4 separate regions of the Homo sapiens genome follow, and all the other regions are linked to region 3. Evidence: chromatin contacts called from ENCODE Hi-C data. All regions are on one chromosome and are shown on one strand. Each heading gives the region's core, a stretch centred on a gene start or an enhancer-like site at or near the end of the contact. The rest is flanking DNA. Distances are from core to core; before and after follow the strand shown.

Evidence for each region. A loop is a pair of places that touch in the nucleus more often than their neighbours do. Pooled maps may share reads with other maps.
Region 1: a map with no recorded cell type shows a loop between it and region 3 (7-fold over the local background). The contact joins the enhancer-like site here to the promoter of TBC1D5 in region 3. A Hi-C loop is called at or near these places in 2 of 37 single-sample maps with no recorded cell type and 2 of 50 pooled maps.
Region 2: a loop to region 3 is called in a map with no recorded cell type, with 9 times the contacts of the local background. The contact joins the enhancer-like site here to the promoter of TBC1D5 in region 3. A Hi-C loop is called at or near these places in 2 of 37 single-sample maps with no recorded cell type and 2 of 50 pooled maps.
Region 4: a loop to region 3 is called in a pooled map, with 4 times the contacts of the local background. The contact joins the enhancer-like site here to the promoter of TBC1D5 in region 3. A Hi-C loop is called at or near these places in 2 of 37 single-sample maps with no recorded cell type and 3 of 50 pooled maps.

The regions. Positions count from the first base shown.
Region 1 is chr3:20,125,646-20,132,066 of GRCh38, forward strand. It overlaps KAT2B (lysine acetyltransferase 2B), which reads left to right. Exons shown (of 18, transcript NM_003884.5): 10 at 260-468; 11 at 1,778-1,904. Among named protein-coding and RNA genes, the nearest start is that of MIR3135A, 8.7 kb to the right of the region's middle. RefSeq lists an enhancer at 376-455. Within about 2 kb of position 1,251, at least 5 of the 41 ENCODE cell types and tissues checked have a DNase peak (open chromatin) inside an H3K27ac peak, as active enhancers do.
Region 2 is chr3:15,356,183-15,362,965 of GRCh38, forward strand. No RefSeq gene overlaps it. Among named protein-coding and RNA genes, the nearest start is that of SH3BP5, 27 kb to the left of the region's middle. RefSeq lists a silencer at 6,338-6,397. Within about 2 kb of position 5,534, at least 11 of the 41 ENCODE cell types and tissues checked have a DNase peak (open chromatin) inside an H3K27ac peak, as active enhancers do.
Region 3 is chr3:17,737,137-17,744,131 of GRCh38, forward strand. It overlaps TBC1D5 (TBC1 domain family member 5), which reads right to left and starts at 5,495. Exons shown (of 23, transcript NM_001349074.2): 1 at 5,345-5,495. LOC105376975 (a long non-coding RNA gene) reads left to right here and starts at 5,808. Exons shown (of 2, transcript NR_135536.1): 1 at 5,808-5,982. RefSeq lists silencers at 4,982-5,181, 5,412-5,721 and enhancers at 5,181-5,884, 5,842-5,911.
Region 4 is chr3:15,633,585-15,640,012 of GRCh38, forward strand. BTD (biotinidase) reads left to right here. Exons shown (of 4, transcript NM_001370658.1): 2 at 1,840-2,104. The coding sequence starts at 1,856. Among named protein-coding and RNA genes, the nearest start is that of BTD, 35 kb to the left of the region's middle. Within about 2 kb of position 2,572, at least 25 of the 41 ENCODE cell types and tissues checked have a DNase peak (open chromatin) inside an H3K27ac peak, as active enhancers do.

The DNA.
Region 1 (6,421 bases), core at 1-2,500, 2.4 Mb after region 3:
ATCTACACTGAATATCATCCGTGTACACATATAATACTCCAATTTCTCAAAATGCTTTACCTGCCTTTTCTGTCTTGTCTTCATAACTTGTATGTGTATGTGTCTCTGTGTGTATGTGTGCACACATGTGTATTTAGGACTCTGAAAATCCACAAATGTGTATCTTATTAGAACAAAGATGAGAAGCTTGGATGTGTCCCATCCCCACTGTCTTGAGAGAATAGCTCTGTGTAATTTTTTCCTGTCTCTTGCATCTCAGACCAATTTTCTGTCAGCACACTCGGCCAGGGATGAGGCGGCAAGGTTGGAAGAGCGCAGGGGTGTAATTGAATTTCACGTGGTTGGCAATTCCCTCAACCAGAAACCAAACAAGAAGATCCTGATGTGGCTGGTTGGCCTACAGAACGTTTTCTCCCACCAGCTGCCCCGAATGCCAAAAGAATACATCACACGGCTCGTCTTTGACCCGTAAGTGGTACTTTCTGTTCCTTCTTCCTTATTTCCTTTTTAAATGAAAGAGGAACTGCTTAGATAGTGAAAGTCAGCCATAGTCATCCACCGAATACTACTGCACCTGTCTTGCTGTGGATACAGAGCTTCACCAAGCTGATTTTCATGTCTGAAAGTGCTAAGAGTAATTTTCAACAATTTACAAATTTTCTTGTTAATGATGATGAAACTTTATATTTTACATTGCTGATGACTCTCCTGTGCTTCATTCTTTATAGCAGTGAGAGAATGTAACACTAAGATGTTCTGCTTTCTTCATAATCAAAATATTGGTTTTGGTATCTTAACTAGGTGCCATTATTGCCCAGGTCTGTGGGCAATTATTGGGATATAAGACAGGTTAACTTTGAAAATCCATTGCTTAAAAAAAAAAAACAAAAAACTAGGCCGGGCATGGTGGCTCATGCCTGTAATCCCAGCATTTTGGGAGGCTGAGGTGGGAGGATCACCTGAGGTTGAGAGTTTGTGACCAGCCTGACCAACATGGAGAAACCCCGTCTCTACTAAAAATACAAAATTAGCCAGGCCTGGTGACACATGCCTGTAATCACGGCTACTTGGGAGGCTGAGGCAGGAGAATTGCTTGAACCCAGGAGGCGGAGGTTGTGGTGAGCCGAGACCGTGCCATTGCACTCCAGCCTGGGCAACAGAGCGAAACTCCATTTCAAAAAAAAAAAAAAAAAAACCCACGAAACCCTAAAGAACTAAACTTCTCTAATTGAATTTATTTTAACATACATAGCCCAGTAGCCTATGGGGACTGTGATCCATGCCTGTGACAATTCAGAGTGATGCTTTAGACAGAGGGAAGGATTCCATAATGCGGAATTTTGCAAATTGTATATGTAAATTTTAAATTCTTTTTCATAATGTTTCTGTAATATTTTGGAGTAAGACTTAACTCTTCAGAGACACATACCATGTTTGTCCATGACTTCCTGCTCTCCCTGACCCCTCCTTGGCACTGGCTGTGCCAGTTCCAGAGCACCTCTGCACATACTCTGTTCTCTATTTGTAAACCTCAGGCACTTCTTAGGTGACTGGTATTTTGTTCTGATGGGAGTGCTGATGACATCTTGTGCAGGCGACCTAGCTCTAAAAAGTTCAGATAAAAGGATGGTCTAGCGAGATAGGGGCTACATGAAGGAAGTTTCTATAGAAACTTAGGACATGTCCCTCTTTCTTAGTTGGTTAATAAGGAACACCCCAAAAAGTATATTTATATAACTAGGATAGGTAAAACTTTGACATAATCTTATTCTTTCAGGAAACACAAAACCCTTGCTTTAATTAAAGATGGCCGTGTTATTGGTGGTATCTGTTTCCGTATGTTCCCATCTCAAGGATTCACAGAGATTGTCTTCTGTGCTGTAACCTCAAATGAGCAAGTCAAGGTAAGGGTAAACCCAAGGTCTTAGAAGAAGAGCAGAATGTGGGGCTTCTCACTAAGGCCTGCAGAGCTTGGGAAGATCTCTCTGTGCCATGTCCAGAGAAGGTTCAAAGTGGAGTTAAGGACTTTCTGGGAATAGTCCTCTCACTCCAATGGTCTCCAACCTTTTTGGCACCAGGGACTGGTTTCACGGAAGACAATTTTTCCACGGGTCAGATTAGGGCTATGATTTTGGGATGAAACTGTTCCAGCTCAGATCATCAGGCATTAGTTAGATTCTCATAAGGAGCATGCAACCTAGATCCCTTGCACGCATAGTTCACAATGGGGTTTGCACTCCTATGAGAGTCTAGTGCCACCACTGATCTGACAGGAGGCAGAGCTCAGGCGGTAATGCTCACTTGCCTGCCACTCACCTCGTGCTGTGCAGCCCGGTCCCTAACAGGCCACGGACTGGTAATGGTCTAGGGGTTGGGGACCTCTGTCTCACTGTGAGTGTATGTGTATGTGTGTGAGGAGAGTAAGTGGTTTCACCTACCAACAAGTAGGGTTGTACCAAGGCTTTGTTGGACTTTGGGGCGAGGTACCAGGATACTGTACAAGTTCAATATGTAACTCAAGTGTAGTCGATAGCAAATGAAGGGATATTTGAAAAATAGATCTCAGTGTTCATTGTTAATTTACACATACACGCAAACATGTAATCACAATTAGTGACACTGAACTACTGGAAAGGATATGGTTAATGTGGATTAGAAAGATGATTTAGGCAGCTTACACTTCAGAAAGATTTCTTATGACCTTGTCCCTAAGGGAAAACAAGGACTAAGGAAATTCTTTAAGGGAAGTCATGAAATTCTATAAGGGAAGTCATGTAAATTTATGAATAAATTTCAGAAGTTATTCCTGTAGGGTTTGGCATGTGTTGGAGTGTCTTTTTGTTTTGTTTTGTTTTTTTTTGTTGCTAATTTATCTTCCCAGTTGTCTTTGGCTTAGGTCCCTTCCTTTCCAGGAACTGTGTCCATGTTTTATTGGTATTGCAGTTGGTGTCGCAGTCTGGCGAGAATAAACCAGACTCTGAATTGACAGAAAGAGCTCTCATCTATACCTTGTCCTGTTCTACTTTCTTGCTTTTAAGAAAAGGGAACCAGAAAACATGTCCTTAGAATGTTATTCATTTAGGGCTGGGCAGTGGCTCACACCTGTAATCCTAGCACTTTGGGAGGCCAAGGTGGGTGGATCTCCTGAGATCAGGAGTTTGAGACCAGCCTGACCAATGTGGTAAAACCCTGTCTCTACTAAAAATACAAAATTAGCTTGGTGTGGTGGCACATGCCCGTAGTCCCAGCTGCTTGGGAGGCTGAGGCAGGAAAATTGCTTGAACCCGGGAGGCGGAGGTTGCAGTGAGCCAAGATCACAGCACTGCACTCCAGCCTGGGCAATGAGAGCGAAACTCCATCTCAAAAAAAAAAAAAAAAAAAAAAGAATGTTATTCATTTAGGATTTTCATGGGTGGACTAAAGATTAGCAGCTCCGGATGATTAAGATGGCTGCTGAGAAAAATTATTGGAAGGTCTAAAGCAATGTGTCCAATAGAAATATAAAGCAGCCTGCAAATATGAGGTTATAAAAGCACACATATTATGTGCTTTTAAATTTTCTAGTAGTTATATGTATATATTTTTAAAAAAGCAAGTGGAATCCAGTGAGATTAATTTTGGAAATTTATTTTACCCATATATCCAAAGTATTAATATAACTGCAACAGGCATTCAATGTCACGAAGAATTATGGAGACCTTTTACATTACATTCTTTGTTCTGTACTGTCTTTTTTTTTTTTTTTTTGAGACAGGTTCACACTCTGTTGCCCAGGCTGGAGTGCAGTGGTGTGATCTTGGCTCACTGCAACCACCGCCTCATGGGTTCAAGTGATTCTCCCACCTCAGCCTCATGCGTAGCTGGGAACTATAGGCACATGCCACCATGCCCGGCCAATTTTTGTATTTTTAGTAGAGATGAGGTTTCGCCATGTTGGCCAGGCTGGTCCTGAACTCCTGACCTCAGGTGATCTGCCCTCCCTGGTCTCCCCAAGTGCTGAGATTACAAACATGAGCAACCACACCCAGCCTTATACTAACTCTTTGAAACCAAGCATGTATTTTACATTTATAACACATCTCAATTTAGACAAGCTGCCTTTCAAGTGCTTGATAGGCACGTGTGGCCAGTGGCTCCTGTATTGGACAGTGCTGGTCTAAGTATTTTGTTGACTCCTTCAGCTTCAAAGAAGCAATACCATTTACAGAAACCAAAAGTAAGTCCCTGAAAGGAATCATTCTCTGCATTAGGGGCACAGCCTGGGCTATTGGTACTTTAGCTTTCATTAACAGCTTCACTCTCTGGTCACAGTACCCATTTTTTAAAATTATTATTATTATTATTATTATTTTGAGACAGAGTCTTGCTCTTTTGCTCTGGCTGGAATGCAGTGATGTGATCTGCTCACTGCAACCTCCGCCTCCTGGGTTCAAGTGATTCTTATGCCACAGCCACCTGAGTAGCCGGGATTACAGGCGTGAGCCACCACGCCCGGCCTCAGCACGAATTATAGCTGCTGCAATGTATTTATTCTCACAAAGCACAAGTGGAGCTTTTTGTCTTCGACTCCTAGCACTAAGCATCAAAGGGCAAATGCAATTCAGCAGTCTTACATTCATCATTCTGACTGGGGAAGGTGAAGACCCACATTTGCTTGAAACTGATCTCTGGCTCATTTTCAAGGAATTCTGACAGTGTGTCTTTAGATGGTGCTGTTGCTGTGTTTATCATTATTCTCCGCTAGCCAAAGTGACAAATGTCCAGATGTTTCCAAATGTTCAAAGTTTAAGAACTTACTTAAAGGAAAATTTTATTTGGCTTTTCTTAGGGTGAAGACCTGGAAAATATGCCCTTGGTTTGTAATTTTAGAAAAAGATGGCGTAATTTTTATTTTCAAAGATAGCTATACCAAACACCTTGTTTGGAAATGCTGATTAAGGTTGAGTTGGACACTTTTAGGGATACTAAAGGGAAACTGAAGGTATTTAATACGAATTGGATACTTTGTCTTATTACTTCCCAGAAAGGCAATTCCCCCCCATAACCATGTAATTTTCTAAAGACTTGAAGGAAGGTGGCCAAGCATCACAAACTCAGAAGGAAGAACAAGAAAAGCAATCACTTCTTGTAAGTGACTTGAAACTGTAGTTTTAGAAAATGAAGATAATGAAGATTAGTCTTTCAAAACAAAATAGAATGGATGAGTTTAGTGTGTGTGTGTGTGTGCGTGCATGTGTGTGTTTTTTAATGGTAAGAACGTGTGTGTGTGTGCATGCGTGCGTGTGTGTGTGTGTTCTAATGGTAAGAACCAATCTTTAGTAGAAGTAAGAATGTGAGAAACAGTTCTTCCTTTAGTTTCCTGGCCTTTTTTTTTTTTTTTTTTTTTTGAGACGGAGTTTTGCTCTTGTTGCCCAGGCTGGAGTGCAATGGCGTGATCTCGGCTCACTGCAAACTCCGCCTCCTGGGTTCTGGTGATTCTCCTGCCTCAGCCTCCCGAGTAGCTGGGATTACAGGTGTCAGCCACCATGCCCGGCTAATTTTTGTATTTTTAACAGAAATGGTGTTTCATCACGTTGGCCAGGCTGGTCTCAAACTCCTGACCTCAGGTGATCGCCTGCTTCGGCCTCCCAAAGTGCTGGGATTACAGTTGTGAGCCACTGTGCCCAGCCAATTTCCTGATCTTTTTACTGTCCTGTGTCATTAATGATTAATGAACAACTTTTGAGACATCACACTGCCCAAGATATTTACATTTTCACTGGCGTATAGTCTAAGATAAAGATTGCTGAGCTCTGCCAACCCAGCAACACTAGACAACATGGAAGCACTTCTTCAATATGGAGTAAAACTGAATGGGTCCCAGTGGCTATAGCATATATTACTGAAGACAGCAAATTCATAAGCAGAGGTTTTATTTTTATTTTAATTTTTTAATTTTTTGAGATGGGGTTTTGCTCTGTTGCCCAGGCTGGAGTGCAGTGGCATGATCACAGCTCCCTGCGTCTGCGACCTCCTGTGCTCAGGTAATCCTCCTACCTCAGCATTCTGAGTAGTTGGGATCACAGATGTGCACCACCATGCCTGGCTAATTTATTTTTTGTAGAGATAGGGTCTCCCTGTGTTGCCCAGGCTGGTCTTGAACTCCTGGTCTCAAGAGATCCTCCCTCCTTGGCCCCCCAAAGTGCTGAGATTATAGGCGTGAGCCATTGTGCCCAACCATAAACAGACGTTTTAAGTATTTATTTACTATATTAAAAATCTTGGCTAAATGGCACTTTAAAATCTGTATATGGTCATTTTGGAGAATCATGCTGATAAATTCCTGTGAATTCTTTAAATTAGATTTTTATGTGGATTTATTGTGCTGAAAACACAAGATAACATATGAGAATTTATTTGAAGCTCCTCTCCTGATTTTGGA
Region 2 (6,783 bases), core at 4,284-6,783, 2.4 Mb before region 3:
TTTAACATTCAGAAATAAAGTTGCTCCTGGAAAAGGGAACCTGTCACTATTAAGAAGAGCTGTCCTTCATGTGGAAGAAGTGGGAATTCAGTTCTGACTATTGGTAACAAAGTTAAGCCTTCAGGCTGACTGTTAATCTAGGCCAGGGCCTGGGCTGGAGAGGAGCAGCCTGGCTGATTGTGGTGTGGAGGTATTTCTTCTTCCCGGTCCTAGCGCTGGAGGCTGGAGGTGGAATGTGTAATGGGAAAAGGCTGTGGGTTGAGACTGAGACAAATGTTGAAAACAGATCATAGAGACCTGGGAAACCTGAACTGAGGTTACAGAGTAAGAGAAAAAAACAGGCAAGACAGGCTTATGGAGTGGGAGGTGGTCTGGAATCATTTCAGGGACCAAGGGTGAAGGCCAAGGGAAGGCCTTCTCCCCCTTCCTGACATTTGTGCGAGGGTCCTGCCATGGAACAATGCCCCTAATAATCCCAGTAGACCTAATAACAACACTTCCCCCAACTGTGGATCTATTTGCATGAGAGAAGGAAAACAAGGGGATGAAGAGGAGGAGATAGGGAGATAGGGAAAACAAGCATTTGCGCCCAGTAAGAACACCTGCTTTCCAAGGGCATAATTGTAACCCAGGGAAAGGAACAATAAAACAAAGACTCACCGTTACCAAAGGGGATTTCCAAGAACAAAAACAACCAACAATAACTGAGAAATCAATCACTTGCCTTCCTTCCTGCTGACTTTTGTTTTTTTTTTTTTTGAGACGGAGTTTTGCTCTTGTTGCCCAGGCTGGAGTGCAATGGCGCGATCTCAGCTCACTGCAAACTCTGCCTCTCAGGTTCAAGTGATTCTCCTGCCTCAGCCTCCCAAGTAGCTGGGATTACAGGCATGTACCACCATGCCCAGCTAATTTTGTATTTTTAGTAGAGACAAGGTTTCTCCATGTCAGTCAGGCTGGTCTCGAACTCCCAACCTCAGGTGATCTGCCCACCTTGGCTTCCCAAAGTGCTGGGATTACAGGCGTGAGCCACCGCGCCCAGCCTCCTGCTGATTTTATAAGGCTGTTTTTTTACCATTTTACTTAGATATGTGGGTCTACAGAGGAGGTGTAGTTATAGTGTTTCTGGGGAAGTAATATTTTTCCAGATGCTACAGCCACAGACCAATTTTTATAATAAACTTTATTTTATGGAGCAGTTTTAGGTTCACAGCAAACTTGAGTGGAAAGCATAGAGCATTCCAAGTATAGAGGCTTAGGGTATAGAGATGTACCCCTGTCCCCAAACATGGACAGCCTCCACTCCATCAACATCCTGCAGCACACTGGTGCCTTTGTTACAATCCATGCACCTACACTGACACATCACTATCACCTGAAGTCCATAGTACCTTAGAGGTCACTCCTGGTGCTGTATGTTCTATGGGTTTTGACAAATGACTGTTACATATCCACCATTATAGTGTCATACAGAATAGTTTCGCCACTTTAAAAATCCTCTGTTCTCCTGCAGAGTAATTTTAATTCCACAAGAAAGCTGGGCGGTCAGCTACAAGTACAATTGTCAAAATTGGATGGTAAATAATTTTTAGCATATATCAGACTCTCCTGGAATTGATAGCAGATTGGAACCCACCAATATAGCTGCAGAATAAGAATCCTGACTGGGACTGGGTGTGGTGGCTCACGTCTGCAATTCCAACATTTTGGGAGGCTGAGGTGGGACGATCACTTGAGCCCAGGAGTTCAAGACTAGCTTGGGCAACATACAGAGACCCCATCTTTACAAAAAATACAAAAATTAGCCACGTGTGGTGGTGCGTGTCTGCAGTCCCAGCTACTTGGGAGGCCGAGGAAAGAGGATCATGTGAGCCCAGGAGTTGGAGGTTTCAGAAAGCTATGATGACACACACACCTATACTTCAGCCTGGGTGACAGAGTAAGACCCTGTCTCAACATAAAAATAATTTTAAAAAAAGAATCCTGACTGTACTTCAAATGGTCGCATTATCCAAAAGTGGACAACCTCTATCCCACTCCCAAGCAAACCAAATCAAAAAAGCCCATCAAAGACCCCAAGATTTTCCCAAATTGTAGGTCTTTATCTGTGACATTGTAATTTCTACCATCTAATACTAGTAGCTTTAGTTCAATAATTATAATAATCAGATCAGGCTGGGCATGCTGGCTCACACCTGTAATCCCAGCACTTTGGGAGGCCAAGGAGGGCAAATCAACTGAGGTCAGGAGTTCAAGCCTGGCCAACGTGGTGAAACCCCATATCTACAAAAATACAAAAATCAGCTGGGCATGATGGTGGGTGACTGCAATCTCAGCTGCTGGGGAGGCTGAGGTGGGAGGATTGCTCGAACCCGGGAGGCAGAGGTTGTAGTGAGCTGAGATCACGCTACTGCACTCCAGCCTGACCAACAGAGTAAGACTCCGTCTCAAAAAATAATAATCAGGTCAACTACTGTAGACTATCACAGCTGTCTTTTTGCAAGGATGGGATGCAGTTTCCTGATAAAGGATATAACCTTTCATCTTAGTTAAAATCCTTTCTTCATAATTCTGAGTCTCAAAATGCTTTTCTGCAATGTTAATTTCCAACACCTGCTTTATGAGCCGACCATAGCAATTTAACTCCCAAGACCTGAAAATGAAACTCACTGAGTACATTAAAAAAAAATTATCAGGATCATGTGAAAAACTAATTTTTTTTTTTTTTTTTTGAGACACAGTCTCACGCTATCACTCTATCATCCAGACTGGAGTGCAGTGACACAATCATGGCTCACTGCAGCCTCGGCCTCCCAGGCTCAGGTATCCTCCCGCCTCAGCCTCCCAAGTAGCTGAGACTACAGGAATGTCCCACCACACCAAGCTAATTTTTTTTTTAAAAATTTTACAGAGACGAAGTTTCGCCATGTTGCCCAGGCTGGTCTCAAACTCCTGGGCTCAAGTGATCCGCCTGCCGCCCAAAGCGCTGCAATTACAAGCATGAGCCACCACGCCCAGCCGTGAAAAATTAATTCTTAAAAAAGGTAAGGATCAGCGTTGAGTGTGCATTTACAGAACAGAATTCAACAGATACCTTTGTTTCTTTTTTTCTTTTTCTTTCTTTCTTTTTTTTTTTGAGAGAGTCTCACTCTCTCACCCAGGCTGGAGTGCAGTGGCGCGATCTCAGCTCACTGCAACCTCCAAGTTCAAGTGATTCTCCTGCCTCAGCCTCTCGAGCAGCTGGGACTACAGGCGCATGCCACCACGCTCAGCTAATTTTTGTATTTTTTGGTAGAGACAGGGTTTCACCACATTGGCCAGGTGGGTCTCAGAATTCCTGGCCTCAAGTGATCCTCAAGCCTCAGCCTCCCAAAGTGCTGGGATTACAGGCGCATGCCACCACACCTGCCTAATATCTGTATTTTTAGTAGAGATGGGGTTTCACCACAATGGCCAGGCTGGTCTCAAACTCCTGACCTCAAGTGATCCACCTGCCTCAGCCTCCCAAAGTGCTGAGATTACAGGCGTGAGCCACACACCTGGTCTACAATTTTTTTAATTAAAAAAAATTTGTTTTGGCTGGGCACAGTGGCCACCTGTAATATGAGCACTTCGGGAGGCTGAGCCAGAAGGATCACTTGATCCTGGGAGGTCAACACTGCAATGAGCCATGATGGTGCAAGCTGCACTTCAGCCTGGGCAACACAGCAAGACCCTGTCTCTACAAAATAAAAATAAATAAAAAATTTAGGGGCATGATGGCATGCACCTGAGTCCCAGTTACTTAGGAGGCTAAAGTGGGAAGACCCCTTAAGCCCAGGAGTTTGAGGTTATGGTAAGCTATGATCACACCACTGCACTCCAGCCTGGGCAATAGAGCAAGACCTCATCTCTGGAAAGAAAAAAGTGTATCTGTGGCTCCCATTGTATTTCTGTTGGACAGTGCTGCTGCTATTTGTCTATATAGTAAGTACTCAGGAAGACAATTTGTTGGAAGAAACATCAGGAGGCCATTTTTTTTTTTGTAATCCCAAAGTGCTGGGATTACAGGCATGAGTCACCGTGCTCGGCCCTTTTTTTTTTTTTTTTTTAGATGGAGTCTCACTCTGTCACCAGGCTGGAGTGCAATGGTGTGATCTCAGCTCACTGCAACCTCCGCCTCCTTGGTTCAAGCAATTCTCGTGCCTCAGCCTCCTGAGTAGCTGGGGTTACAGGTACACAACACCATGCCCAGCTAATTTTTGTATTTTAGTAGAGATAGGGTTTCACCATGTTGGCCAGGCTGGTCTCAAACTCCTAATCTCAAGTGATCCGCCTGCCTCAGCCTCCCAAAGTGCTGGGATTACAGGTGTCAGCCACCACACGCAGCCTCAGTCTCTCTTTTAAACAGATTTATTGTATAATGTATATATCATAAAATCCAGTTTGGTGAGTTTTACTAAATTTATTGTCATGCAACCATCACCACATTTCTGTTTAAGACAATTTCATTGCCCTAAAAACTTTCCTTGTGCCATTTGTATTCTATCCCTGCTCTCAGCCACCACTAGGTAACTCCTGATCTGCTTTCTATATCTATAGTTTTGTCTTTTCTAGAAATTTCATATAAATTAGATCATACAATATGTGGTCTTTTGTGGCTTCTTTCACTTTAGCATATTGTTTTTGAGGTTCATTCTTATGCACTGTGCTTTTCTTGGCAGTCTCAATTTTTCAGCCTACTTTTAGAGAAAACAAAAATGAGTGGTAGAAAATCTGGGGAAATTCCTCAGTAACTTGATCTGAGCCTAGAAAAGTTGCCAAGGTTAATAAAAAACACCCTGAAAGTTCCATGTCACACTGGGATTGATTTTAAGGATACTGCTCATCTCTCTTTCCTCCTTGTTTTTAAAAGAAAATTGACTGTGTTGGCAAAAGTACTCATTTCCTCATTTTACCTTCCTGTTCTTGTCTATAAACTTACATAATTTATACATTATGTACTCATAGTGTAGATACAAATGTGGCATTCTGTATTTCATTTTCTTTACCATAAAATGTTTTTAAAAGTAATGATCATAAACTTGCTGACCAGCATGCACACTCTCACCTGGAAAACTGAACAGAGGTAACTGCTTTTTATGGAATTTAACAAGACAGTCATTCATTTATTTAACAAAATGCAAGCTCTTACAGCTCTACTTTATACTGAACTCTAACCAGATGAATCTAACATCCCACGGTCCTAAGATTTTGCATTACAAGTCATGCTATTTGTTTAAATAACAGGAAAAAAAAAAAGACAGAAACACTTTAGGAAGCCAATTTTCCTTGCTAATGAGCAGATACTAAAATAATGAGTATCTTCTGACTACCTTCCTCAAACCACTGAAAAGTTTACCCATTAATCATATGTGAACTTTGAAGCGTGGGTGGCTGGAGCTTCTCATAAGCACATCCTTAAAGATGAAACCACATATAAATTGCTAAAGGAATCACCCGGTGAAAGTCAGACTGTGATTAGTAGGTATGGGGAGGAAGGAGAAGTTGAAAGACCCAGGCTGGGGTCAAACCTCTTTCAGTTACGTTTTTAATCAAATTAAGTCAAAACTAACGTTTCATGTCTCTTTTGCTTATTATTGACAGCCGTGTTTAGCTCAGCCATCCCCCACTGAAGCGAACTGTGTCAGTGCACTGTCAGATGCAGCTTTGGAAGACAATTGCTGTCCCTGCTGGCTTCTTCCCTCACGTGCCTGTGTTTCAATGCCTGAGGGCTCCTCTGAGCCCACACACAGGACTGGCCAGAATTGCTGGGAGGTAACACCCCAGGACAGCCTCAACAGATGAGGGCTAGGAGCTGGTGAGTCCACCCGCCAGCCTCCTCACCGCTGCACAGTCTCTCAGAGGGGCCTTCACAGGACTGCGGCCCAGTTGTCCTCTGAGGTATCCTGCTCGGCAATGTGCCCTATGTGGCTTTTCTCTCTTCCCTGTCTCACTTCCTTACTCTGCCTCCTAGAATCATTTCTTAAATAGATGATTTGCCCAAAATCCTTTGCCTCAGGGTCCACTTTTGGGCTAACCGAACTAAGACATCTACAAAATTTTAGATAGGAATAGACTTTAAAGGGATCCTTTGACTTTTTTTTTTTGAAACAGCATCTCACTCTGTCACCTAGGCTGGAATGCGGTGGCGTGATCTTAGCTCACTGTAACCTCCGCCTCCCAGGTTCAAGCAATTCTCCTGCCTCAGCCTCCCGAGTAGCTGAGATTCCACACGCCTGACATCACACCTGACTAATTTTTGTATTTTTAGTAGAGACAGGGTTTCTCCATGTTGGCCAGGTTGGTCTTGAACTCCTGACCTCAGGTGATCCGCCCGCCTTGGCCTCCCAAAGTGCTGGGATTACAGGTGTGAGCCGCTGTGCCCAGCCTCCTATTGCTACTTTTTAACAGAAATCTCTGTGTCTGACTCAGACCCAGAGAAAAGAAACCACAGTGATCAGAGTCATACACAAGGGGGTGCCCTCTAGCAGGTTCGCCTGAGGTTGTCCGCCTCCCGCCTCATGCTATTAACATTCCATAAACACGCCATGGCAGAGAGCAGGGCACTGCTGAAGGTTTACATGCGGTAACTGATTTCATTCTCACAACAACCACGTGAGATGAGTGCTGTTACTGTCCTCATTTTACAGAGGAGAAACCGAGCATTTAAACTAATTTGACCAAGGGCATAGGGCTAGAAAGGTGGTGTTTAAGAACATCCCAGTGCTTTCTAGCCCTTTCTAATCCAAGGGCTAGAATGCTGGA
Region 3 (6,995 bases), core at 4,245-6,744:
GCTTATTCCAACTCCATCAGGTGGGAGCCGTTTTTCTCTGATGTATCTTCCCCATGGTGCTTATGTCAGAAGTGGGGGCTTACTTCTCACTGGTCTAGTTATTCTGAAGACTCACAATTAGAAGTGGGAATCTAAGTACTTTTGGTTCAACCTTTTTATCTTACTTAGGGACAAAAAGTTTAGTAACCCTAGAAGATAAAACACTCCTGCTTAACCAACATGTGTTACTCAGCTTTCTAAACTAATACTTGTGGTACAAAACTGACATTCATTTTGCAGTATCTCTCAAGGCAAGACAGCCCTGAAGAGAACCTTAAGAAATTCTCAACAGTGCAGATAATTATTTTTCATCATTTGTTTTTATAAAATTTCAACAATAGGCATTACTTTCTATAATGGGGGGAGGTGGCTCTTTTTTCTAATGGCAGGCTAACCTAACATACTGTGATTACTGGATCTAATACATGCACTCATAGCAGAATTTTCTTTAGACATACATACACACTACTCTTCCATAAAGTATCATAAAATTACATCATTCCATTTTAAAAAGTCAATCACTCTTCTTCATGTAGCCTTCATCACTAGCAAAAAAGTAAAGGTAAACACTCTTGTCTTAACAAAAAAACTATGATAACATGTAATCATCTGTAATGCCTATTTCAAAACTTTTAAGACTATTTTGTTTCAAAAAAAAAAAAACCCAGTTAACATCTTTTCTAGGCAACTGAATTAAGAAAAAGAGTAAATCTGCAATTACTGAATATTTTCCTGGAGTTAGCCACAGAAACCACATGCAACACTGGACAATGACTGAATGACATTATCTTTAGATGTTTTTCATCCAAACTAATGGACATTCAGAAAAAAAGGTGATCCTGTACTAGGCTTCGCAACACTACCCTTGAAAGATTTTAACCAATCCTTTCACACCATCACCAAAGACATGTTTTTTTCTACAGCCCTACTTTCTTGTTTTGAAAGATCTGAGCTGTCAAACTATATTTATTTGCATTTAATTCTCCAAAGGGATAAGAGCATTACTATACCAATTTTGTATTTTCATCCAAAAAGTACAAACTCTGCTTTCTTGGCCCATAGAGCCTTATCCCAAATAAACTGTACAATCTCCAAAAATATAGTCAGTCTTGATTATATAGATATGATCTACCACACTGTAGATTATCCACAGAATATCTATCACTTACGTGATAGCATTAAGGGCTTTAAACACACACTCACACATACACACACACACACACACACTCTCTCTCTCTCTCTAATTCTCAAAGTTACTATTATTTTCCCCATTTTAAAGATGAGAAAAGTGAGGCACTGTGAGACTAAGTAGCTGACCAGCATGGCATTATAACACATATCATAATCATACAGAATTTGTAAAAATATTAAAATTATTATTAATAGCTGAAAATACCAATTAGAAGGCTTCCATCATTCGGATGTGCAACAAATGCTTCCCTGGGATAACCGTAAGTAATGACTTGGCCATTCAGCTGTGAGGCCCAGAAAGCATGGCAGAGCTGGTATGTCCATGCAGCCCACAACACAGCATCAGGGTAAGAAATAAAAAAGCCAACAAGTGGGCATGCAGCAAGGGTTTCAACTCTATCCTAATATTCCAAAAGAACAAGAGAGAATTTGGGACAATCTTAACCTCTGATGATAATCTCTGAGCCTCTTTTTATCCCTCAATTTATATAATGTTTAATGTTACTAAATCATTGCACAGGAATTATTTTTAAATGTTTACCTAACATTTGTAGAATGATAAACATTTTCCTAAACACTTCACAGGTTTTTGAGAAAGCATTTACACTGAGATTTGTTGTTACACTGACATCCTTCCCAAATTCACCATTATTCTAGTAATAATTGATGCTACTAGAAGCAGCCCACAGGCCCTCTCCGTCAAATGATCTCCCTCCCCTCTCCCAGCTCTTCCACTGCTGACCATCCCACCACCCCGACCTCACATTTCTCAAGTTCTGGTACACACACTGTACACACTGCCATTCCAATGATCTACCCATGTTGAGAGAAATGTCTCAGGATCAGGTGGACTAGCACCACTTCTCAGACTGCTGCTGCTAACAGGACAAAGCTTTCAGTGGTCTGAGACAAAAAGGGGGTTAAGAGAAGGGATTATATATTCATTTTTAAATGAAACATAAATTATTCAACTTACTTTTATTCCGGGGTTGTCCTTCTTACTTTTTCAGCGTTAAAATGTGATAATGACCAATGCTTCATTTTCTGTATCGTCCTCATTGGCCAAATAAAAAGTCAGAAACCCAGTCAATCCCTAAACCTAAAGGTTAGGATAACAAACACTAAATCTACTACGCATACATGTAGGGTGGAGGACAAGCCCAGGCAGGAAATAAAGGAATAAAAAACTTTCAGAGGAAGTAGATACTTTTACATTTAACAGTGACTACTGGTCCAGTGAACAAGTGCAAGCAAAACGAAACTGCAAATTTCAGTATCTCACTCAGAAAAGATTACAAGCACTGAGGCGGATGACAAATTTGACTTTTAAAATGAAAGCAGGCCAGGCGCGGCCTGGTGTGATCCTGGTGGATCACGTCTGTAATCCCAGCACTTTGGGAGGCTGAGGCAGGCGGATTACTTGAGGTCAGCAGTTCGAGACCAGCCTGGCCAATATAGTGAAACCCCGTCTCTACTAAAAATACAAAAATTAGCCGGGCATGGCGGTGGGCGCCTGTAATCCCAGCTCCTGAGGAGGCTGAGGCAGGAGAATCGCTTGAATCTGGGAGGCGGAGATTGCGGTGAGCTGAGATCGCACCATTATACTCCAGCCTGGACAAGAGCGAAACTCCTTTTCAAAAAAACAAAAAACAAAAAAAAAAAGGTAGGCCGAGCACAGTGGCTCACACCTGTAATTCCAGCACCTTGGGAGGCCGAGATGGACACATCACTTGAGGTCAGGAGGTCGATACCAGCCTGGCCAACATGGTGAAACTCCTCCGTCTCTACTAAAAAAGAACATACAAAATAAAATTAGTCGGGAGTGGTGGCGGGCGGCTATAATCCTGGCTACCTGGGAGGCTGAGGCAGGAGAAGTGTTTGAAACCATGAGGGAGAGGTGGCAGTGAGCCGAGATCGAGCCACTGCACCACTGCACTCCAGCCTGGGCGACAGAGCGAGAGTCCGTCTCAAAAAAAAAAAAAAGTCAAGTTCCGTAAAGCACTTACAACAGTGTCCGGCACTCAGTAAGCGCTTCAGAAGTACTGTCATAAATATCAAAGGACTGGAATGAAAATTATAAAAATTATGGTACTAAAAACTTCCACAAAGTTATTTAGAAGTACAACCTCTGCTCAGTCAGTTGGAGTATAAATAAAAAGAAAAAAATTAAAAGTACAACCATTTCTCCATAAAGTGTTATGAAGTTATGTGTGACATTTCTAAACTTTTTAATTTACGTGTGAAAAAATTACATTAGAAAAAACCTGAATCCAGTTAGAACACCCACTGTACGACTCTCAATTGTTTGCAAATTTGCTTCCAAAACTCAGGAATGCACTACTCAACTGAGGCCGCATTTGAGAGCACACACTCAATACTTCCTCCAATAAAAGAAATTTTCATCTCAGCTGTACACTCAGAGACCAGGATTTTTTTCGCCTATATGTTGATAAAACCCAATGACGCATAGCTGAGCAAGTCTTTCACCTAACAGCACACCAAGCTTCTAATGGAAAATTCACAGACCAGGTGATGCAGTCACCATACAGCATACAGACACAATATTTGCACTCTTCCTATCCCCTCCCCTGGAATCCAGACTCAGCCTGCTCACTCTGAAAGCTTTCTCAGTTCATCCTGCCATTTGCCCCTTCTCCCAAGCCACCTCTACACCCGGGGGTGAGTTATTAAAAAGAACATGTTTATTGATAAATACAACACTTTATTTATTTGCACACAAGTTATCCACTTCCTTGCTACTCAAAGATAGTCCCTTGTCCAGCTGCACATGTTATCAGAAATGTACAATATCAAAATGCACCATAGGCCTACTGAACCAGAAAATGCATTTTTAATAAGAGCCCCAAGTGATTCCCACCCACATTAAGGTTTGAGTGTTCTGTGATACTGCAGATAGCTGTAAAAATTAAAAATGCTCAAGTTTACAAATGAATTCAGAGATATGGTATGAAAAGTACCAAGACACGGAATCAGAAAAGCCCAAAGAGAAAAACCAATATATAAATGAATTTCTTTGCCACCGATAGCAAAGGCTCATTTTTCAACAATACCTATTTATTGCTTCCTGCTTTAAGTATTTTGTGCAAGAGCACAACACTTATAAAGGTTTACAAAAGAATTACCGGGTCTAGAAATTCCAGGCAACCTGGTCCAAACGTGTGAAACCTGCATGTTAAAATCTTAGGATTTTGTCCAATTCAGAGTTGACAAATGAACTCTTTCCAGAAAGTTATTATTCGAAAAAAACCTACAGGATGTTAACTTTAAACACAGATTATAATTCCTGTAACTAAAACGAGTAACTGGTATCGAACAAATTCTAGGTCACTTGTAGAATCGAATCTTGTAGTGAAGGTCTGTGTGTTTTTCCAGGAAAAGTCGGGGTGGGGAGCGGGATTTGCCCTCCCTGCGAATTTTTTTTTTTTTTTTTTTTTTTTTTTTTTTGCTCTTATCCTGAAAGACCTCCGTTTCTTACGTGTGAATAAACTTAAGTCGTACTAAATCCAGGTCACGGTTCCCTTCCTCAAAAGTGAAGTCAAGGCTTCTCTCTTCTAAAGACTATTAAGGTTTGAGGATTCAGGGCCCGTTTCGCTTCCGGCTAGGGAAGGAAGCGTGCTTCCCGGGGCCCAAATGAACATGGAAATTTACTAAGTAGGAAGTTGAGCACTAGTCCAGCCGCCAGGCCCTGCCTTTACTGCAGTTGGCCTTCCAGTCTAGACCCCGACCTCCTGGGGCAGGGAAAGCAGGCAGACTGCAAGCAGCCACCCCGCCCAGCTCGCCCTGCCCGCCCTGCCCGCCAGGGAGCTGAAGGGTCCACCCCTCCCGCCATCCACCCCCGACGCCGACTCCGAGGCGCACAAACGGGGGGCGGTGCGGCAACCCGTCCGCCGTGGCGGCGGCACCCTCAGGCCCTCCCGTGAGAAGGCGGCGGCGGCTGCGGCTGCAGCAGCGGCGCGAAGGGGGGCGAAACCTGTCCTGAGGCTGAGTGGGAGGCCGGGGCGGGAACGACTGCATGTGGGGCTGCACTGGAGGAAGGCGGAGGCGTTCAGAGGGCTTGGGCTTTTTTACGATCATCATCATTATTTTATTTTACCTGTGGCGCAGAAGGGCTCCCCAGCTCCTATTCCCTGAATCCTCCTCCTCCTCCCCTCCTCTTTCTCTCTCTCTCCCTCAGTCTGCAGGGCGCTCGCGGAAGCGGCCGGGCCCGGCCCGACCTGAAAGAGAACAGGGCGGGAGGGGGTGGCGGCGGTGACCAGCGGCCACGTGACCACGCTCGCGCCGTAACGGCGGCCGCCTCCCGCCGCGCGCCCTCCCCGCGCTCCACCTCTAATAACCTCGCGGCCCGCGCGCCTGGGAAGCTCGTGCGCAGGCGCCCGCACGGGACCTGAAGTCTGCGCGCGAGCGCAACGCGCTCGCTCTCGGGTCCGGGTTTCTGGGGCCCGCGAGGCGCGAGAAGCGAGTAGGTGGGGAGTGAGCCGCGGGCAGAGCTCTCCTTGGCTGAGCCGGCAGGCTGCTGAGCGCATGCGCCTGAGGGCTTTTACCCCTCCCTTCTCTCCCTGCTTCCAACCGGCGCGCGGCTGGAGGCTGGGAACCAGCTCCTGGGTCTTAGTCAGAGGTTCACATCCACCAACTATCTTCCCAGGGTTGGACTGAGAAGGGGAGCAGAGGGTCCCAGGGACTCTCCTGAGATCCTGGCTCTCCTGCCAAGGAATTTACATTTCCTTGTCACAGGTAAATGGCCTTCCATGCCACATTTTTCTGTGGCTGAGTAGGCTTCTAACTCAGCTCATCTGTCACTTTCTCCGTGAAACTTACCCCTGCCTACTTTAGAGGAGTCACTAGCACTTTGTGCAGACCTACCTTGTAGTACAACCCATAGAAAGATAAAGGTTAGGAGTTATTTTTTCACAAGCCCACAATACTAGACTGTGGTTTCTATCTTTATCTCATAAACTTGGACAGGGTCTTCAGTGTTGTAGTATCTCCCTAAACGTCTGATGACTATCAGAACACAGGGAATGTCTAAAACTTTTATCGTTGCCCTTGGTCTCTGCATAATCATGATTTAAGATCCCCTTTAACCCAAGCACGTGGGAAGGTGGTGTTTGTTTCCCCAGTATGAAAGCCTTTAAATCATAATGTTAATTAGAGTGGTAAATGCTTCACTTAGTAAAAGAGATTTATGGTATTTTATTAGCTTATCTTCACAAAGAGCTCCAACGAAAATTGATACTGTTTAGTCCAGAAAAGGAAACCAAGTCAGAGAAAGGTCAGATTTCTGAAGGTTATCTAGCTTCAGAGGAAGATGCCTGTGTGGGAGACCTTTGTGGACAAACACCCCACTTCACACAGAGATCCCTCTTTTTCTGTTGCCCCTCTTTCTGTTGCAGAAACTGAACAGGTTAAGTTAGTGCCTGTGGCCAGATTTAATCCGGCCAGATTTATTTATTTATCAAATAAATAAAATGTAAAAACTCCCTAATTGGGAGTTCTGGCTAGACCAGTCATCATCACTGTTAGACTGGTGAATACTGAGATGATAGTCAAGAAATGGGGCTAGCAACAAAATGACAGAAAATCCTGGGATGAATGTATATGAAGAAATAGGATTAACAGAGGCTTCTGAGAAACTAGGAAAATGACAACCCTCAAGATTCCATTCTCAAATGTTTACAAAGCTGTTGGACTCTTTTCTGCATTTACCACTGTATACACCCACAGACTGATCCCACCTCATAGTTTCA
Region 4 (6,428 bases), core at 1,322-3,821, 2.1 Mb before region 3:
GCTCTCAGTTGAGAAAGAGATGTAATGTGAATGCCACTCTTGGCCCCAGGCACTCCTCACTTGCCCCCACTGGGGACTGGTTCATACCCTCCTCTCCTGGCCTCAGTTTCCATACCTCTTAGTGAGGCCTTTGCGTTATACTTCAGAAATATTGTCAGTATGACTTTGAAGATGAAAGTTTGCCCCCAAAATCACTCTCTGTTATCATTGTGAAACCAGAGATGGAATGGAAAAATGGGTTTCTGAGACATTTTAAATTATTCCTTGCTTGTCTTTAGAGGCAAAATTCAGATAAGAAAGCTTATCAATTATACTTTTGTTTCTACTCAAAAACTCATGACTGCTCACTCAAAGACTCCTTGTTCTTATCTTAAAACATTGTTTACAGTGTCCCAGATGAATGGCAACAAATCCTGGGGTTTGGTGTTTGGATGGTACATTTCCCTGGGGAAAGAAATAACAGTTTGAGATGGAACCGGGTTGGGGTGGGAGAATACTTCTCATTCTGAGGAATATTTAATTTTGCCAAGATGAGCATTTCTAGTTCTTAGTCTGTTGACGAAAAGAGCTATGGTTTGTTTCTGGAACTTTTGATAAAAAATAAAGAAATTTGTAGCCTGGGGAGTTTGGTTTTAAAATGCAAACACAGGAGTTATGAGTTGAGACTTGGACAGGGTGTCATTTTCTTTTTAAAGGGCAGCAATATGATTCTTTGATTTGTCTTTGTTATCTTGACTTTTAATCCGGATTCCTGGGCAGTTGTTCAGCCCCAGGACATCTCCATGGGCAGGTGGCCTGGCCTTGGCACACTACCCAGTAAATCTCTGCCTGAGAGGACGCTTTAGCTGGGAGGCCAGGCTGATTTTTAAAGGCAGAATTGGACTATTTACTCTAAAACAGTAATGCACACTGTTTAGAAAGAAACATTCCTATTCTGGGAGGAAGGAGGAGACACACAGAAGTATCATTTATTTCTAGTCTTTTCTGGTAGAAGCTATGAAGCTGAGTTTACTCTCTGGAAATTTGTAGTTTATTTTCTAGAAAATTGCATTTTATCACTGCAAAAAGGATTTTATTTCCAAATGAGTAGGCTTTTGAGCAAGAGTTTTGGAGTCACAGAGATGGGGTTAAGAAAGTGATAATGTGCAATGGCGATTCTCAAGTTCAAGGAGAAAAAATAACATGCTTTTATTGGGATACTTTGCTTGTCTATAAAAGAAAGTAGCTATTGGCATTTATGTAGAAGTCAGCAGTTTCTTGGCACCAAATAAATAATTTTGTGCTGAATAAAGGGAGAGTTATCCATAGTATTTATTACTAACCAAAGAAATGCAGGGAGAATTGTAATTCATTAGGTTTTGATGGCCAGGAAAGCCAAGCTGTGTTATTAGGGTCATGACAATCACAGACATTACGGATGGCTGACCTGTAGTATGGATAGAGGGCAGAGGGTAGAGTGTGAAATATATCACAGAATTATGTCAAATAATCTGGATAGTTACTACTGCTTAAAATCTAAGTGCACAGCTAGAAAAGTGGGTAGTGACGCACTACAGTCTTGCTGAACACTGGGTAAGAAAATCATAGCAAACGTTGAGTCTGTTTTGGAAATGTTCTAAAACCAGACTATTAACACAGTGAGCCATTTTAAATGTGGCTTGCTACGTGTTTGGAGAGAAACACATACTCTTTTATTAGGAACATGAAACAAACTCTTTGAGCCGCAGTATCACTGCGAGTGAGTTTAATTGCTGGGATTAATAAATCACAGCTGCAAACGTTAAATTCTTGGCAGGATTCTTTATTCAGCTGTTTTCCCCTTGCCCCATTACATTCCAGATTTGTGGTCTGCATTATGTCTGGAGCCAGAAGTAAGCTTGCTCTTTTCCTCTGCGGCTGTTACGTGGTTGCCCTGGGAGCCCACACCGGGGAGGAGAGCGTGGCTGACCATCACGAGGCTGAATATTATGTGGCTGCCGTGTATGAGCATCCATCCATCCTGAGTCTGAACCCTCTGGCTCTCATCAGCCGCCAAGAGGCCTTGGAGCTCATGAACCAGAACCTTGACATCTATGAACAGCAAGTGATGACTGCAGCCCAAAAGGCAAGAATGCTCCTCGGAACCTGAGTTTCTCTCATACAGAGCAGATTGCTCTTTACCCCTTGATCAGTGGTTGGGTAATCCCAGGCTTCCTACCACCCTCTGAAAAAGCATCCAGGTAGTTAACCTGAGTTGAGTTAGTCAGTTGAATTAGGAGCCTTACCCCTCAGAGAGTGGTCCGTGGACCGGCATCCCCTGGGAGCTTGTTAGAAATACAAAATCTTGGGCGGCACCCCAGACCTACTGAATCAGAATGTGCATTGCAGCAGGATCCCCAGGTGATGCTTTCACATGGCAAGTATGAGAAGCCCAGGACTAGATCCCCAGTTCTCAAGTGTGGTTGTACATAAGAATCACGAGGTAAGTGGTAAACACTATGGCTGCCCGGGTCCTGGAGAGTCCGTTGTAATTGGTGTGGAAGGGGTGTGGACTGGCACTGGGATTGTTTTAAGGCTCCCCAGTGCAGTCTAATGTGCAGAAAAATTTGAAGATGACTGGGCGTGATGACCTCTCTGAGTCATTCGAAGCTTCACTGAAGTAGTAAGCATCTGCAAGAATGCCGTTTGCTCCCTTCAGACTGTTTGAGGCTCGTTTCCGGTCTCTATGTCGGACTACGATCAGTCTGAGACCTTCGCCCAGATAGAACTGACCCCAAACTGACAAAGGGAAGGTCAGTGCCAGCCTTTGTGAAGGCTTCCTGGTTGGCCTGAATTTCCTGCTCCCTTCAGGAAGGGTGGGGACAAAGGAGAGGCCCCCCTGGGGGCAAAGAGGGAAATATCAGAGGTTGCCTAAGAAAATGCCCTGCTGGAAAACACAAACCCGAAGGGAAGTTTGGGCTGTAACTCTGGTGGCAGGGTGACCAAGCGCAGCTGCTTGAGGAAGCCCTGCTGTGCCTCAACAGGATGTAAACTCATTGTGAGCAACACTTTCCTGCTCTCTGTGAACTTAAAGGGCAGAACCAGCAGGTCCTGCCCCAAACAGTCCCTGCCTTAGAGCAGGGTGGTCGGGATGGCCTGGACAGCCACAGCAATTAAAAAATTGCAACATTTTAAAATTTTAGTCTATAATATATATACAAAGGCTATGTGTATGGGGTGGGGGGGTGTTTGGGGGCAGGGGGTGTGTATGTGTGTATAACATGATGTTGAAAGGGAACTTGAAGACTTGGTCCAGCTTCTTTTTTTTCAACCAAGACAACTTTTGCAAGGGTGACACTTTTCTTTAGTCCCAACCTGACATACGGTTTCTCCTTGAACACCTTCAGTGGCTCAGACTCACAGGTCCGTTTGTTCCAATGGTGGGAACTTCTGAACAGGTCTTCCTTTCAATGAGCAGCAGTCAGCCTCCCCGTAACTGCCACCACGATTCTATCGTCAGAGCTAAAGGGAGCAGGACCGTGTCCCTTATCACGGCATGCCATCTTCTCCACCTTTGAGGACAGCTGTCATGATCCCCCTGGCATCTGTCCCCCAGGCTGTATCCTCAGTCCCTTCCACAGTTCCTTAGGAGACTCAGTTTCCAAACCTTCTACTGAAGACTTCCATGTTTTCTCTGTGCTCAGAACTGTATGCAGCTATCCCGATTCTGTCTAATAAGGGCAGGGTAGAGAACTCTCACCTGTCGCATTCTAGATGTTGTCCCCAGAAAACTGCTGGCAGCCACATGTCTCATTATGGGTGTATAAGGCACTTGCTGTCAACTAAAACACCTTTTCACATGAGCAGACACACATGCTGCCATTGCCATCCTGTACTTATAAATTATAAAGGTGATTGATTTAAGCTGAGGGCAAGACTTCACATTTATGCTGTTAAATTTCATCATTCCAGCCTGTTGGGCTATTTAGGGATCTTTACTGACATCCCAAGTATCAGTTACCTTTACGTCATTCACACATATGATACACACCTCATTTATGTCTATGCTGAAGTCAGTGTAAAAAAACCCCAGGCTGTGCCCTCAGACCTCCTGATGACACTGATCTCCTAGAGGGCAGGCATTCTCTTGATAGAGATGTTTGCCTGCATGGCACTGAGTCCAGCACCTGAAATGTCATCTGCCTCTTGCTTCCCTCCCCTATCCACCGGACCATTCTGAGACATTTGGCAAATGACACACTGAAACCCAGACTGTGGCTGTAGAATTCTCCTGCATTCACCTTTCAATAATCTGCCCCCAGAGGAAACACTTAACACGGTTTTGTTGAAACCACGCCAGCTGCACAGCATCACTCCGTCTCTATTTGTTTTCCAGGGGCCAGGATTAAGCTGTTGATATGATCACTTTTAGAATTTACAGATATCTCAGCTCCCATACGTGGTTATATGTTTTTTGTTTGTTTGTTTTCCAGCAGCACTTTTATTTTTCCTTACACGATGACATGTTGCTGGGGCCTATTGTTCTCACATAACAGTAGAAAACCAAAATTTGTTGTCATCTCTTCAAAGAATCGAGAATTGCATACAGAAAAACCTTACATAAATTAAAAGGATGAATACATTTACAGGTGTAAATGCAAACCACTTTCAACTCAGACAAGTAACAGCCCATGGTGTTCTGGCAGAAAACATCAGCTAAGAAAGGAAACTGGGTCCTAAGTCTTGGACTTTCCAACCCTTACAGACCGGCAGAACAGAAACAACTGGTTCAGGAGCCCTTGCCAGCCTCCAGAGAAATCCCAGAACACGCAGCCCTGACGTATTAATACCCTGCACAGATCAGAGACTGCTGGCCACGCAGACTCACCAAGCCACAGACTTGTCTTCCACAAGCACTTTCTTATCTTAGCCACAAAGTGACCAAGCCACATGTACTAAGGGTTGAAATCAAAGATATGTACAGGGTATTAAGCAAATCTGGTTATATGTTTTAAAACAACTTCTAAGACAAATTGATGGCAAGTTTGTGTGAAAGTTTTATATCAAAGTTGTTATAAGAGGTTCCTGAGCAAACCAATTGAAATACAGTCATGCATTGCTTAATGACAGGGATATGTTCTGAAAGGATGCATCATTAGGCCATTGTGTCATTGTGCATGCATCATAGCATGTACTTACACAAACCTACATGGTACGGCCTACTATGCGCCTAGGCTATATGGTATGGCCCATTGTTCCTAGGCTATAAACCTTTACAGCATATTACTGTACTGAACACTGTAGGCAGTTGTAACAAGTGGTAAGCATTTGTATATGTAAACATAGAAAAGGTACAATAAAAATTCAGTATTATAATCTTATGGGACCACCATCACATATGTGGTCTGTCATTGACCAAAATGTCATCATGCAGTGCATGACTATATTTCTGTCTCAGTAGGGGCATTCATAGGGGAAAAACGGAGTCTAGTTTCAAGATGATTAGGCTGGGCAGTCACTTGGGATTGTAACCTTCATTCCTCAGAAGGAAGGGGTTCTTGATCTCATTGAGATCTACCAGAAAATTGCTGAAGCCATTTATCAAGAATGCAACTTACTTCCTAGATAGGATTACTCATCACATCAGACCCAAAATTTTGCCCAGCTCAGGTTTGGTTCCTCTCCTCATTCCTGGTTGATAATAATCTAGTATGTATACATAATTTAAATGTTATTCTCCATGAAAAACCAAAGTTTTGTTTTTAATAAAGAAAAATGTCTATCCAAATATAATTTTCAAAAATCTGAAAAGATGACTCATACAAATATAGAATGAATAAAGCTTTTATTTAATTCATTAATTAAGGAACCAGTAAGATGGTAAAGCTGGTTCAAAGGAAAATTCAAGGAATGGAAATGTGTATATCAGTCAGTCCAGTGATTGTTGAAATGAATTTCCTAATAGATGCAAAACTGGGTAATGTCCTATAGGGCAAAACATTGTAATCTTTGAGGTGATCTTTTAAATAGCAAAGTCAAACGGTGGTACATTCTCCAGCTAATTAAAGAATAATTGAGTGAGCCTATTAAACAGTACCCTAGTATAATTTGGAAAGGCTGCATCTCCATCTTGCCTTATTTTTAGGTTTGAGATAATTTTTCTTTACATGGTCATTGCTAAGTGTGCAATGAGATGATACTGTACTGGAAGGAACATACATTGGTATAGTATTTCTGGAAAGCAGTTTGGCAGTGTGTGTTAAGAACTTAAAAGTTTAATTTTTAGGCCAGGTGCTGTGGCTCATGCCTGTAATCCCAGCATTTTGGGGGTCCAAAGCGGGCGGATCACTTGAGGTCAGGAGTTTGAGACCAGCCTGATGGTGAAACCCCATCTCCACTAAAAATACAAAATTTAGCCAGGTGTGGTGGCGCATGTCTGTAATCCCAGCTACTCAGGAGGCTGAGGCACG